Linked DNA regions of Homo sapiens: region 1 is linked to region 2. Evidence: chromatin contacts called from ENCODE Hi-C or POLR2A ChIA-PET data. All regions are on one chromosome and are shown on one strand. Each heading gives the region's core, a stretch centred on a gene start or an enhancer-like site at or near the end of the contact. The rest is flanking DNA. Distances are from core to core; before and after follow the strand shown.

Evidence for each region. Hi-C counts contacts between places; a loop is a spot of excess contacts on that map. ChIA-PET counts read pairs that join two places held with the same protein, here RNA polymerase II (POLR2A). Pooled maps may share reads with other maps.
Region 1: a pooled map shows a loop between it and region 2 (5-fold over the local background). The contact joins two enhancer-like sites. A Hi-C loop is called at or near these places in 6 of 168 maps with a recorded cell type or tissue (GM13976, GM18951, HepG2 and 3 more) and 3 of 50 pooled maps. POLR2A ChIA-PET finds 5 or more read pairs at or near these places in 3 of 52 experiments (GM12878, activated CD4-positive, alpha-beta T cell and activated naive CD4-positive, alpha-beta T cell).

What each region holds. Positions count from the first base shown.
Region 1 is chr10:26,573,747-26,576,446 of GRCh38, reverse strand. No RefSeq gene overlaps it. Among named protein-coding and RNA genes, the nearest start is that of LINC03028, 4.2 kb to the left of the region's middle. Within about 2 kb of position 1,431, at least 2 of the 41 ENCODE cell types and tissues checked have a DNase peak (open chromatin) inside an H3K27ac peak, as active enhancers do.
Region 2 is chr10:26,333,937-26,336,636 of GRCh38, reverse strand. No RefSeq gene overlaps it. Among named protein-coding and RNA genes, the nearest start is that of APBB1IP, 100 kb to the left of the region's middle. Within about 2 kb of position 1,381, at least 4 of the 41 ENCODE cell types and tissues checked have a DNase peak (open chromatin) inside an H3K27ac peak, as active enhancers do.

The DNA.
Region 1 (2,700 bases), core at 182-2,681, 240 kb before region 2:
ACCATGCCTGGCTAATTTTTGTATTTTTAGTAGAGACCGGGTTTCACCATCTTGGCCAGGCTGGTCTTGAACTCCTGACCTCGTGATCCACCTTCCGCAACCTCCCAAAGTGCTGGGATTACAGGTGTGAGCCACCGTGCCCAGCCTCTTATGGTTATTTTAATTGGGATTTGAATAAGGAGTATACATTAAAATTAGATGATAAGACGTCTTAAGCTTCCTTTGATATCTTTGAGTATATCACCTACATGTGTCCCTACATCTTTTTTCACTTGCACTCCATTGGTTCCTTTAGTTTCGATTGAAGAAACCAGATTATTTATCCTGTGGTATTTCAACATTCTGCATTTTTCTGATTGCATTCTGTGGTATTATTTACTGAACCTGTGATATAGTTTGGATGTCCCCTCCAAATCTCATTGATATGGTTTGGCTCTATGTCCCCACCCAGATCTCATCTTGAATTATGACCCCCATGTGTGGAAGGAGGGACTTGTGGGGAGGTGATTGGATCATGGGGGCCGTTCCCCCATGCTGTTCTTGTGATAGTGAGAGAGTTCTCATGACATATGGTAGTTTAATAAGTGTCTGGCATTTCCTCTTCGCTCTCTATCTCCTGCTGCCATGTAAGATGTGACTTGCTTCTCCTTCACCCTCTGTGATGATTGTAAGTTTCCTGAGGACCCCCAGCCATGCATAACCATGAGTCAATTAAAACTTCCTTTATAAATTACCCAGTCTCAGGTAGTTTCTTTATAACAGTGTGAAAATGTACTAATATACTCATGTTGAGATACAATCCCCAATGTTGGAGGTGGGGCCTTGCGGGAGGTGTTTGGGTCATGGGGACAGATCCCTCATAACTTGGTGCTGTCCCACTGATGGTGAGTGAGTTCTCAGGAGATCTGTTGTTTCAAAGTGTGTGGCACCTCCCTAGCTTGCTCTCTAGTCCCAGTCTCTCCATGTGAGAAGCCTGCTTCCACTTTGCCTTCTGCCATGAATGGAAACCTCCAGAGGCCTCCCCAAAAGGTGAGCAGATGCCAGCACCATGCTTCCTGTAAAGCCTGCAGACCTGTGAGCCAATTAAACCTTTTTTCTTTATAAATGACCCAGCCTCAGGTATTTCTTTATAGCAACAGAAAAACAACCTAACACAGCATGTGTCTGTGCCCCCTGTATTTCTGTAAATATAGAGCTTCAGTCAGATTCAGAATTGATTTATTTGTCAAAAATAATTGAAATACCGAGCAAACATCTGCCTCAGTGAATGGCCACTATTTCTTCTATAACTACATTTATGTTCCATTTGAATTTCACTTTGTGTTATCCCTTTTTTCTTTTTTTTTTTTTTTTGTTTGCAGTTTCATGTTTGTTGACCACTTCCCTCTTTTGATTGTTCATTTTTGTAAAATGTCACGTGAGCGTCTCACTGGGAGACAAAGAGGCAAGACAACGACATACTTTGTTCTCTTTATAAACTCAGTAACAAATATGCAGTGATTGGCAACCTCATAATTTGAAAGAGATGATGGGTCACTGATCATGATTGCATCTGTTATTTATGTTGTGATTTGTGGACTGAAGAGCTCACACAAAGTTTGTACTTTACGTAATTACTCACAGTTAAAATACCATGGCAACTGAATTTGGAACCATGTTGGGGAACTCACGTTATTTAATTAAATCGTAGTTATTGGAACTAGGTGGAGCAGTGATGACCTGCACCTCTTTTTTCCTGATGTTTTCTTTTATATCTGCAATAAACATTTACAGTTTTCCTTATAGACTTTGAAATTGTCTATCAATTCTAAAAATATTTTAGTTCTTGTTGCTCTTCTGAATCACCCTTTATACTACATTTTACAAATGAGCTTCACTGATATATAGTACACAGGACAGTTTTTAGTTTCTCTACTTAATAGCTTTTAATGGATTGCTTGACTTGGTTTTTAAATTTTAAGTAGATACATCATCTGAGAATTTAAAAGTCTGTCTTTTCCATTCAGATATTTGTTACCTTGTTGGTTTTGCTGTTGTGTGCATTGGCTAGAGACTCCAGGATAATGTTGAATAATATTAATTATAATACTGACTTTAATGGTGTATTAGTCTTGTCTCTTATTTTCTGAATTTGATGCTTTGAAATCTGGGCCTTGTTGACCCTGGAGGGACTGCCCCTCTGAGGATAGGCTAATTGCTGGATGTAATAAACAACTTGCCTGCATGCATGACTTTCCTATATAATCCAACCAACCCAGAGTTTATACCCCCTTCTTTCTCATCTCTTCCTCACTCTTTATTCTTCTTTATCTCTGTTTATCTCTTTTGCAGTCTTTATTCTTCCTTATCACTCTGACATTTCTGGCCACTGTTCTGCCTCTCTAATTTCCTCAGGGCCAGATAGCAGCCTCTTCTTTCCAGAAGACAATGAAATATTTAAACTAGCCAATGCTAAGCCTGATTGCCCTGACTTGCTTGTTCCCTCCCATGGAACTGCAATAAAGATTCTTTCCCATGTTTTCCCCCATTCACGTTGCCTCCTGACTGACCTTGATGTTTCCCTGTCCTCCCCCTTGTGGTGTGCTGTGCCCACAGCTTCTAAGGAACTGTGAGTAGTAAAATAAACTACTTCCCTCATGACAGTCATTTCTGTGTTTGTGTGTCTTACCGTTACTGATTAAAACAAATTCTGGGTAGTAT
Region 2 (2,700 bases), core at 132-2,631:
AAATAAAAATAAAATAAAGAATCATTATTCTTTTTTTTTTTTTACATCTAACTTTATTGCACAGGCTGGTCTTGATCTCCTGGCCTCAAGTGATTCTCCCGCCTCAGTCTCCCAAAGTGCTGGGCTTACAGGCCACTGTGAGCCAGACCAGTATCACTATTCTTGATGGTTAGAGAAGTGGGAACCAGTAAGAAACCTATTTTGATATGCATAAAAACACATACTCCATTGATATATTTATGAAAATTACATAGAGTTTTGGAAAAGGGTATTTTAAAGGCTGCAGTGAAACTCTTAGGAGAAACTAGAAGTGAAACCTTTTAAAAGCACATTTTGAGTTCTTTCATAGTAAAATGTATTACTCAGATTAATTATGTGAAAATTTGAATTTTTAATATTCATGGATTTCAATTTTCCCAAAGCAGGGTTTGGATGAGTAAAAGCAAAGTTGGAGCAATTCAGGCCTAGAAACTCCAAAGCAACTACCATTACATTCAATCCCATTCAAACAAGGCACATGCTTAGAGGGTTTAAATGTGCTTGTTAAGAAACAAAAACAAAACTCTGGATTTAATATAATTTTTAAAAGATATGATTTTACAACTCCTTTTTTGGGGGAGGCATTTAAAAAAATCTATTTTGAAAATATATAGGACAAAAAATGGAAGAATTTAAGCTTTCCACACTGATGTGAAAAAGTATAAGGGTTAAGGTGATGTCACCAAAATGGCAGAGAAGAAGTAATCTGACTTCACTCTCCCATACAGAAAATGAAACAGAACTAGCCAGTGTAAAGATCATCACCACCAATATCCAAGAACTCAAAACCGAGGCTGTGACAATCCCTGGAGACACAAAGACGTGAAAAACTGCAAGCAGAACATACGATAAATTGATTTCTCTATCCATAATAGCCTTCCTTCAAACTGCGAGGCACTTCCTGGAAATGTCACCCAGCACTCACGCTTTCAGCACCGGAAAAAGGGAGGTCAAGGTGGACAGCCATCTTCCCCAATATCTTGAATTCCTATGCAGGAAAGCTGTTCCTGTCTCAGCCCATGGGAAGCATCATGAGTGTCTGCAGCCAGAAGGACCCTGAGGGCATCTGGGAGCTAGACAGAAGAGGTGGGGCAAGCAGCCCCAGTGCATACAACTTGGGAGCTGCTCTCCATCCCGGGCAAAGAGATGCCAAATCAGAGAGGCAGTTTGGCAGCACCATGCTGTAGGAGGTGCACTGCCTGGATCCTTGAGGGCACAAACCCCTAGCCAGCTTTCCCACCCAGCCAGGGAATCCCCTCTGGGACACCTTCTTTCCAAGATCGGCAGTGCTTTGAAAGGCTGCAAAAGCTGCGGCAAACCTGGTCTTAGGGCACCATCTAGTGCCAAAAAGGAGGTAGTGATCTAGTGCTAAGGGAATTAACAGGCAAATTTCACGGGTAACCTCTAAACACACATATGCTAGTAAGAGCAAAGTAACACAGACAGCAAAGACTGGAAAAAATAACGAATCCTTCAATGCGAAGACATAGTTGTATGTTTATAATAAACAACAGCAAATAGGGAACCATGACCTCCTTAAACGGACAGAGCAAGATTCCAGTACTGACCCTAATGAAATAGTGATATGTAAGTTCTCAGATGAAGAATCCAAACTAGCAGTTTTGAGGAAACTGCAAACTCCAAAATAACATATAAAAGCAATTCAGAAATGTATCAGAGAAATTTAACAAGCAGATTGAAATAATTTTTTAAAAAATTAAACAAATTTTAGAACTGGGAAATACATTGGCTGAACTGAAAAATGCATCAGAAGGTCTCAACAGCAGAACTAATAAGGCAGAAGAAAGAAGTAGTGAGCTCAAAGACAGACTATTTGAAAATGCATAGCCAGTGGAGAAAAAAAGAATAAAAGGAATAAAGAATTCCCATGAAATCTAGAAAATAACCCCAGAAGAGCAAATCTAAGTCATTTGCCTTCAAGAGGGAGTTGAGAAAGAGCAAGCAGCAGAAAGTTTTTTCAAGGAAATTAGAACTAAAAAAGAATGTTTTCCTACAATGTATTTTATTGGAGAATACCCAAATAATGAAATATCCGTTGTTTAATTTAATATAACTTTAGATTCGAAATTATGGCAAGTTTGTTTATGAGTATTCCATTACATTTATCTACTTATTTTAATCATTTACCTAGATTATTTATGAAAACTGCAATAGTCATCATTTAAAGTTATGAAACCGCCATTGCAAAATTGTAACTGAGACAGTGAAAACGACCTGACCTAACTGACTTGTTTCTAGCCTCCAAGCTATTCTTGTTCATTAACTTAGCTTATAGTTTAGCTTTGAAACAAAGATAACAGTCCTTTCCCAGAACAAACTTCCTTCATGTCTGTGGACTAGACTGCCTAAGGCCACAAGATTATAAGTTAGGATATTTTTACTAAATAATTCAAGATTTAGCTATCTCCATTAAACCAATATTAATGTTTCATTTATTAGAAATTACACAAGCAAAGATCATTCTGTTTTGGGATAAATTATAGTTTTGTAGCTTCTATGCCAAATTTTGACACCTTATAGTATTTGGTAGAGATAAGTATGAAATTGTGTGATCAATAAATGCAAACAAAAATGTATGTCGGCAACTCTTAAGACATCTCTAATATTACTTTACCAATAATTTTTAAAGCTAGCTTGTTT